Regions from separate parts of the Homo sapiens genome. Here region 2 is linked to region 1. A link is a contact called in ENCODE Hi-C data. All regions are on one chromosome and are shown on one strand. The core of a region is the stretch at or near the end of the contact, and the rest is flanking DNA. Distances in the headings are between cores, read along the strand shown.

Region 1 (4,545 bases), core at 1,556-4,055:
ATTAAGCAGGCAGTCTGTAGTCTGCGAATACTCATAATGTGTGGGGGGAGGAAGGAGCTGGCCTCACCACACTGAACCTTGAGGGCAGTGATGGTATCAGTCTGTCCAAGGAAGGTCTCAGACAGGTGAGGGGACCAACAGGTATTGCAGCCACAGACCCAACTGCAGAACACAAATCCCACTACACCAAAGGGCTCTGAATTCACAAAAAGATTCCCAGTTCCAGTCGGGCACCATTTATTTTTCAGCAACACTTGATATGGGCAAATTCCAGTTCAACTAGAGAGATTCAGCTTCCTGGTGTTCCCAGGGGGATCTAGCTCTGAAAAGAGCCCCTTTCTTCTGTCAGGACATCCTCAGCAAAAAAGGCTGCAGGTCTGAGCTGAGCAGCCTGGAGAGTGGGGATTCCAACTCCCCCCGAGAGTGTCTACCTGCCTGGCTTCCTCCCTGAGGAAAGTCACTGTCCCAGCCCAAGCCCTAGGGGCCCTCACTGTTGGACCTGCCCTGATGCTTTGCCAAACTCAGAGGCACCTCTCCTAGACGGACAAGGCAAAGCTGACTTTCACTGTTCCCTGGGTGATCTGCACCTGGAGGAGTGATCAGGCAGGGATCCAGGTGATGGGACAGAAGGGGCCAGGGCAGCCACTGTTGTTCACTGCTGGAAGTGTGCCAGGGGACTGGAAGGTGAACAGCAATCCCACCTGTCTCCTAGAGACTCTGTCCTCCGTGTGTAGGGGAAAGTAGGGGATGGGCACACAGGGAGGAATCCAGCCCTGGGGCTTCCTTGAAGCCAAGTGAGCAGCCTTCTGTATTTGTTTTCCCACAAACAGTCTTTGAAACTGGGGCAAGTGTTGAAGGCAGAACAGAGTAAAAGAAGCAGCTTCATGAGGCCAAACCCAGTCTCTCCAGGTCTAGGTAGTCCAGCACAGGTTCTGGGAGTAAATGCCAGCTTTACCACTTGATTTCTTTGGTACGACCTTAACTTTTTGCCATCCTTTCACTAGTATTTGAGAACCCTCTGCATATTAGGGCATCAATGCTAAGCAAAAAATGGGTTCAGTCACCTTCCTGGAGGTTCCAATCAGTGGAGGAGACAAATATTAATCCAACAACCAGTACCCCCCTACCCCTACCCCCACAGAAAGTGTCAAATGCCCAAGAGATAGATAGTATATAATTAGAGAGACTTCACTCTCTCTGGAAGGTCAGAGAAGGCTTTCCTAAAGAAATGATAATGGAGCTGAGGTCTGGAAGAAGCATAGGAGTTTCCTGAAGAGGGTAGGAGGGGGCACTGCACACAGAGGGAACAGGACAGTCAAAGGCAGGCCATTTGGCAACAGGTGACTGGAAGGAACTGGAAGAAGGCCCATGAGGCTGAAGTACAGAGTGAATATGCAGGGTCTAGGCAGACCATGCAAGAATGTGGGTTTCTCCTAAGAGCAATAGGAAGCCTTTTGAGGTGCTCTTAGCAGGGAAGTGAGATGATCACACTTATCGTTTGAGAAGATTACTCTGGCAGCACAGTGAACAACGTATTGGAATGGAACCAAGGAGCATTCAGGAGGCCAGACAGAAGGTATCAGGTATTTGCCTGTAAAATGGGGGTGATGAGAATACTATCTTACAAGCTGTTGCCAGGATCCAATGAGATACTGCATTTTAAGTGTCTAGTCTAGTACCTGGCACATAGTAAAGGCTCAGTAAGCGTCGATATTGTTACTTTTATCATTGGTTCTTTGCAGAGTGCACATATTTCTTATCCAGGTCTGCTCCTGCGTGATGGGGTGGAGGGAGTAGTTGTGGTTTCCAGAGTGAAAACGTGATTTGTGTCAAATCACAATGTCGAGACCAGAATCCAGGATGCCTGAAGGCCCGATTAGAATGGCTTAAAAGTATGGATTATTCAGGAAGAAAAACGGGTTCCAATCGCTCCTACTAAGGACGCTGGAGGGATGGTGAACGATCCTTTAGATGGTAAGCCCTAGCACTTATTGAGAAAAACAGGTGCTTCTTTGGTCGGAGAGCAGGTGTAGGGCTCGCAGCCGCGTGCGCTCCCGCGGAGGCGGGGGACCCTCGCCACTCCCCCGCCCCACGCCCACCCGCGGGCTTCCGACTGCACCTGCTCCCCCGGCTCGGAAACGCGGGCCGGGTGCCGGGCTGCAGGCAGAGGGTGCCCGGGGGAGGAGGTCCCGAAAGCCTCCTCCACACGCCTGCACCGGCTGCCCCCTCCCCAGTCACGTGGCCCGGTGGGTGGGGACCGACCTGAAGTTGGAGAAATCCGGAGCGCTCCCAACCTCGGAGGGAGTCGCCAGTCCTCCGGGCCCGGGCGGTGGACCCTGGAGCCCCGGCTGGCGGCGTGGAGGTGCGTTTCTGAGAAGCCGAGCAGCGGCGCGGGCGGCGGGACTCGAGGCATGGCCCGGCTGTCGGTGATCCCCGGGTCGGCCACGGCGTGGACAGGTGAGCAGGTACCCGCGGCCAGCGGCAGAGATGGCCGGGGCTGCCAGGGCATCGGGCCCCAGAGCCCACGCCAGTCCAGGGGATGCGGGGCCCCCACGCAGGAGGGGGCGGTTGGGTGAAAAGGCCGCGGTGGATTCTCGGACTGCCGGGTCAGTCCCCACCAGCGCCGCCGCCTCCTCGCCGGCTTTGCCACCGGGTGAGCAGGGGACGCGGGACGCGGGACGCGGGACGCGAGGGAGCCGCGCGGGGCGTGGACTCTGTGCCGGCCCCGCCCCCCGCGCGCGCACTGGCTGCTCCCCGCGACGTCACGCTCGGCTATAAAAGGCGCGGCTCGGGGCCCTTGCGGCGCTGGAGGAGCTCGAGGCTGAGGCTGCCGGGGGGCTGTGGGCTACCGGGCCGCCGGCGCCTCAGCGATGTTTTACTCAGGGCTCCTCACTGAGGGCGGCCGCAAGGAGACCGACATGCGGGAGGCGGCGTCACTGCGACAGCAGCGCCGGATGAAGCAGGCGGTGCAGTTCATCCACAAGGACTCCGCCGACCTGCTGCCCCTGGACGGCCTCAAGAAGCTGGGCTCGTCCAAGGACATGGTGAGCCCCCGCCGCCGTTCTCGCCCCGGCCCCGGCGGCTTCGCGCCCGCCGTTTTCCGAGGCCCGGCCGTTGCGGCTTTCACTGAGTCACGGCCCGGCCCGCCGCTGCCCTTGGCTCGCGGTCGCTGCGTCGCGGATTCCTCCCCTTCCAGTACCCCTGCTGCGGTTTCGGTGGGGATTCCGTCGTAGCTTTTCTAGCTTGCGCTCCCCTCGGCTGTGCCTCCTCCCTGGATGTCTCTTCTCCAGTAGAAAGAAGAGGTCCTGCCCTGCCCTCTTGCCCTCGGGTCTTCTTTCTTTTTCCTTATTCTTAATACCGAATTTTGTTCACGGGGCTTGTGCCTCCTATGCTGTGTGGCTGTTCCTATGACCCAGACAGAGGTGATTCCTAATGGCTTTCCGTGAGGGGGAAAGAAGTGGAAAGAGGGTTTTTTGACAGTTGCCAGATCCAGAGGACTTCTGTTGAATCCATTGTCCCCCTATGCAAAACCCACTTCTCTAGTTTTGGTCCTAACTTTGACCTTCCATCCTGAGTGGGGAGAGAGAAAAGGGGCCAAATGTGAAGGTTTCCTGAACCCCCAACATCTCTTCATCATTCTCCTCTTCCAGCCCCGCCCCCAAGGAGTGGGTAGAGGGAGGAAGCCAGGCTGCTGCATCTCACCGACCAGCTAATGTGTGCATCTGGAGCTGGGGTGGGTGCAGTCTTTTTTTCTAGCACAGTTGTTCCTGGCATTAAGTAGAAGCACCTCAGGACAGGGGGCCTGGGGTCAAAGATGGTACTGTCCTCTTTCTATAGAATGGGATGGATGGCTAAGGGTTACCAATATAAAGAACTGTATTTGTCATCCCTCAGCCACTGTAGTGGTCCTGGGCCAAGTTTATGTTTAACTTTGTAGTTTTATCTGGAGTTTTCTTGTAGTTTGATTGTTTTCTTGAATTTCACAATCGCTTTATTCATTTGGGTGGTAATATGTGAAACACTAATTAAATGTCTTTTAACAAATGAAATAGGTGCTCTGCATAATTTTTCTAGTATTTTTTATTTTAAGCTTTTGAAATATTTAATTTTGGATGTGGTTGTCGGCCCTAGTTCACTGAAATTGCCATTTCTGGCCCCAGGAGGGCAGAGCTTCTGCATCCATTTCCTTTTTTTTTTTTTTTTTTTTTTAATTTAACAGCTCTAATGATACACAGGTACATTATATTATACACAGTATAATATAATATACAAAAATTTTTCTCCTCCCTGCCATTAGTTACTTCTGTGCAGAGTTTGTCTACTTCAGTTATCTTGCTCTGTTTTTTTTACAAGTTGTGTTTTTTTGTTTTGTTTTGCTTTTTGCACAACCCACAGGATAGTTTATCTGATTTATGCTAACCCAGAGTGATAAGTGATTGAAATGTGCTCCTGCAAAAGAGATAACTCTCTTTTCCCTTCTTTCACTTTAAAGCAATCTCGATTCATTTAACAAATCAGGTTCGAGAAGTATTCTTTCCTTCAGGC
Region 2 (4,404 bases), core at 724-3,223, 380 kb before region 1:
TTATTTCCCCCATTTTTGTAGAAGCAAACCAACTCTTCAAGTACTCACTTTTAAAATTAATAATTACATGCAAGTATAATTAGTCAAAATAATACGCGATTAGAGCAAAGTCATGGTAGAAATGACCATGACTAAACTTTTAGCTTTTCTAGGCTTGTAACTGCATTACTATTTAATAAGCAAAATAATTTTCAACTTAACCCATGTCTATCACTAAGCAAATCAAAACAAAAAGTGATCCATTGCTCCTTCCATAGTTTGGTAATGGTTCAAAATGGTAATACGGTTCAACTCACTATTTTATATCCAAAAAAATCTAAGCTCCTCCCAAGGTGACTCTGAGTCTAAAAATTTGAACATGTAATCATCACTTTGTGTGGTATAATAATGATCTCATTTACATATAAAATAGATTTAACATTCTGAAATAATTTTACATTTAATTTGTGTAAACTCTGTAGGTAGTCTTCTTGAACTGTAAGTTCCGTGAGGGCAGGGATCTCTAGTGCAGCCCTTTACACTGAAAGTCCAGTTAGTAATATTTCTGCTGTTTCTGGTAAGTCAATATAAACAATGTTTTTAAATTATTTACTTACCAGCTAAAAGACGCATAAAATAGTTGAATTTCTATTTTAAAGTGTGATTTCTTTTTCAGTTAAAAAATGTACACTAAAGTTCAGTAAAGCTGGCAGATTCAGCAGCATGCTGAAGGACAGTTACTAACTGGCAGAAAAGTTACAGCAGCCCTTTTAAGAAGGATTTAAAATACTGATCATTAATACGTAAAAATGCAAAAGTTTAGAAACAAAGAATGACACTGGAGATAGTACAATAAATATTCATGCAATTAAGCTGTTTTCCAAGGAGCGGTCCCCACAAAATATGGGGGAAAAAAAAAACCTTCAGAGAATGCAATATCTGAACTGATAAGGAGCTCAGCATGTTCCAAGGCACTCAGACTTAACATTATCTCACCTGTCTGTCACAGCAACTCTGTGGCGTAATTTTATGAATGGGAAAAACTCAGGATCAAGAGGTTAAGCGACTGGCCCAAGGTCACTCAAGGAATCAATGGTGCAGCTATACCTAGAAGGGTGCACTTCACCTGATCCTTCCCACTACATAAGCCAGCTCCCCGACTGAAGCATTAGGACAGCGGAAAAGCAGGGATCAGACTCTGTGAGTGTCCCGCACTACTCCTATCCTGCCAAGGAGGCGCGGGCTTGCCTTTGAAAGCCTTCCCTAGCAACTCAGCCAGAGAGGAGGAAGTTGTGCCCGAGGCAGGCCACTGATCAGCCCAGCAAAGTGACAAGGATGACAGGCGCAGCCCCCAAAGGACCAGCCGGCATTCCCAGGAGCCCTTCCAAACCCTGCGACGGCGAGACTGGTCTCAGAAACATCTGAAAAACCTCCCAGTAAGTTTCGCCCCCTCCTGGACGTGAGGAACCAGCTGGGAATGAGCCAGAGGTCGGCCAGCCACCCGAGCCAGCCATGTGTCCAACCCGTCACGCCCGCCCCGCCTCAGCCGGCTCCTCATGCCTAGACCGCAGCCAGAGGCCCAGCTCAGGATCCGAAGCAAAGGCAGCCTTGGCTGCAGCCACCACCACCACACCACACCGAGGCGCCCCGGCGTGGAAGTCGCCGTCAGATGTCCGCCCCACCCTCCTGCTGGGACCCTCAACGACGTCGTCCGCGCCTCCGGCCAGGCCCCGGGGGCTCGGCCTGCCACTTCTGCCCACCCGCCTGCCCGCCGCCACCGCTAGCCGGGCGTCCTTACTTCATTGAGCTGGCGCTCCGCGGCCTCACGCAGGGCTGGGTCCATAGTGCCCCGCAGGGCCTCGATAATGGTGTTGGGGTCCATCGCAGCGCGGACTCGGTCAAACCCGGGGCTCGGGTGCTACTGGGCCAGGAATAGCGCCACTCACTGCGCACATGGACCCGCCGCGCTCCGCAGCGGCAACCGGCGCGAAAGGAAAGAGAAGCGCCAAGGCCCCGGATAGAACCTCTTCGCCTCGGCGTGGAGGCGGGAGATGCTCCGGCGACTTCCTGTGGGCGCGCCTGCGGAGCACTTTGGGAGATGTAGTCCACAAACACAGTCCGCAGCCCACGTGGCTGCCTGAGCTGTCGTTCCTACAGACAAGTCTTTCTGTTCAAAAACGAAAAATGTTCAAGTTCCACAAAAAGAAAAGCAAAACAATCAGTTACAAAAGGTTTCACATACTATATCCACAATGTTCATAAAGGGAGTCAGATACAGTGTGTGGTGCAATCGATTGCTAATGGCTGCGTGATTGAAGGAAACTTTCTGAAAAGCAATTTGAGATGTGTTTCTGATAGCCACTAAAATATTTAAACTGCCGGGCGCGGTGGTTCACGCCTGTAATCCCAGCACTTTGGGAGGCCAAGGCGGGCGGATCACGAGATCAGGAGATCGAGAGCATCCTGGCTAACACGGCGAAACCCCGTTTCTACTAAAAATACAAAAAATTAGCCGGGCGTGGTGGCACGCGCCTGTAGTCTCAGCTACTAGGGAGGCTGAGGCAGGAGAATCGCTTGAACCCGGGAAGCGGAGGTTGCAGTGAGCCGAGATCGTGCCATTGCACTCCAGCTTGGGCAACAAGAGCGAAACTCCGTCTCAAAAAAACAAAACGAAACGAAATGTTTAAACTCTGACCCAGTAATTCCACTTATGAGACTTTATCCTAAGGCAATAACACGGAAGATTAAATGAACTTTATGTGTGAAAGGTTTTTATCACATTACGTATTAGTAATTACCAAATACTGAAATCATGGCTTTTTATTGAGTATCCAAATTTTAGTTGGGACTTCATATAAATCACCTCTTAATGCAGAGTAAAAGCATAATCCCTATTAAAATACACCTTCCTGCCAGGCGCGGTGGCTCACACCTGTAATCCCAGCACTTTGGGAGGCCAAGGTGGGCGGATCACAAGGTCAGGAGATTGAGACCATCCTAGCTAACACGGTGAAGCCCCGTCTCTACTAAAAATACAAAAAATTAGCCGGGTGTGGTGGTGGGCGCCTGTAGTCCCAGCTACACTGAGGCAGGAGAATGGCGTGAATCCAGGAGGTGGAGCTTGCAGTGAGCCGAGATCATGCCACTGCACTCCAGCCTGGGTGACAGAGCGAGACTCTATCTCAAAAATAAATAAATAAATAAATAAAAATAAAAGACACCTTCCTAGCCAGGCGTAATCCTCCTGTTGAGGCAGGAGGATTGCTTGAGACCAGAAGTTCAAGGTGACAGCCTGTTAAGATCGTGCCTATGAGTAGCCACTACGCTACAGCCTGGGCTACATAGCGAGACCCCATCTCTAAAAAAAGAGGGAGGTGGGGGAGAAAGAAAGAAAGAAAAAGTCCTCTTTTATAACAGCCAAGAAAAAGTTTGTTTTAGAAAGGTTAAATAACTTACCCAAGGTCACGTAGTAAGAGGTTCAACTAAGATTTCAAACCTAAGATCTTTGTTTTCAAACTTTCCATTGTTTCCACTAAATCACTCTGCCTCTGAAGAGAAATGTTGAACAATATAGGACTGGTTAAGCAAATAGCAAGAATCCAGTAAATTAAATATTTCACAGCCATTAAAAAATATAACAAAAAAGTATTTATGGAAGGATATAGCTTTGTAACATGGACAAAGACTGAAAAGCAAGGTTAGCAAATGAAAATAATTTATTTTCTATTAACAGGATGGTGAGATTTGGAGTAATTTCCTTTCATATCTGTTATTATTGTAACAAAGTTATATAAACAGATATACTTAAAATTAATTATAAGCCTTCAAATACAATGTGTTAAATGATCACTTATTGTTTTTAATTTACAAAAAAAAGAGAAGGAAAGGCTCACGAAAGCCTTTCCCTGAAGCGGTGGGTTTTGCAATGTTACTACCTTGTATATGCCAGCCACTGTGCCTGGAAGTACTGGAAGTAAGACAGAATTATTCCTAATTTAGGCCGGGCATGGTGGCTCACAACCGTAACCACAGCAATTTGAGAGGCTGAGGTGGGCGGGATCACCTGAGGTCAAGAGTTCGAGACCAGCCTGGCCAACATGGCAAAACCCCATCTCTACTAAAAATACAAAAATTGCCTGGCCCGGTGGCTCACGCCTGTAATCCCAGCACTTTGGGAGGCCAAGGCGGGCGGATTACGAGGTCAGGAGATCGAGATCATCCTGGCTAACACAGTGAAACCCTCTCTCTACTAAAAATACAAAAAAGACCGGGCGCGGTGGCTCACGCCTGTAATCCCAGCACTTTGGGAGGCCGAGGCGGGCGGATCACAAGGTCAGGAGATCGAAACCATCCTGACTAACATGGTGAAACCTTGTCTCTACTGAAAATACAAAAAATTAGCCGAGCGCGGTAGCGGGCGCCTGT

Evidence for each region. Hi-C counts contacts between places; a loop is a spot of excess contacts on that map. Pooled maps may share reads with other maps.
Region 2: a map of chondrocyte shows a loop between it and region 1 (2.2-fold over the local background). The contact joins the promoter of IPO7 here to the promoter of NRIP3 in region 1. A Hi-C loop is called at or near these places in 2 of 168 maps with a recorded cell type or tissue (chondrocyte and endothelial cell of umbilical vein) and 8 of 50 pooled maps.

What each region holds. Positions count from the first base shown.
Region 1 is chr11:9,002,261-9,006,805 of GRCh38, reverse strand. NRIP3 (nuclear receptor interacting protein 3) reads left to right here and starts at 2,805. Exons shown (of 7, transcript NM_020645.3): 1 at 2,805-3,044. The coding sequence starts at 2,871. NRIP3-DT (NRIP3 divergent transcript) reads right to left here and starts at 2,718. Exons shown (of 3, transcript NR_183663.1): 1 at 2,263-2,718. RefSeq lists an enhancer at 2,709-3,628.
Region 2 is chr11:9,382,221-9,386,624 of GRCh38, reverse strand. It overlaps IPO7 (importin 7), which reads right to left and starts at 1,973. Exons shown (of 25, transcript NM_006391.3): 1 at 1,778-1,973. The coding sequence starts at 1,861. RefSeq lists an enhancer at 1,456-1,971.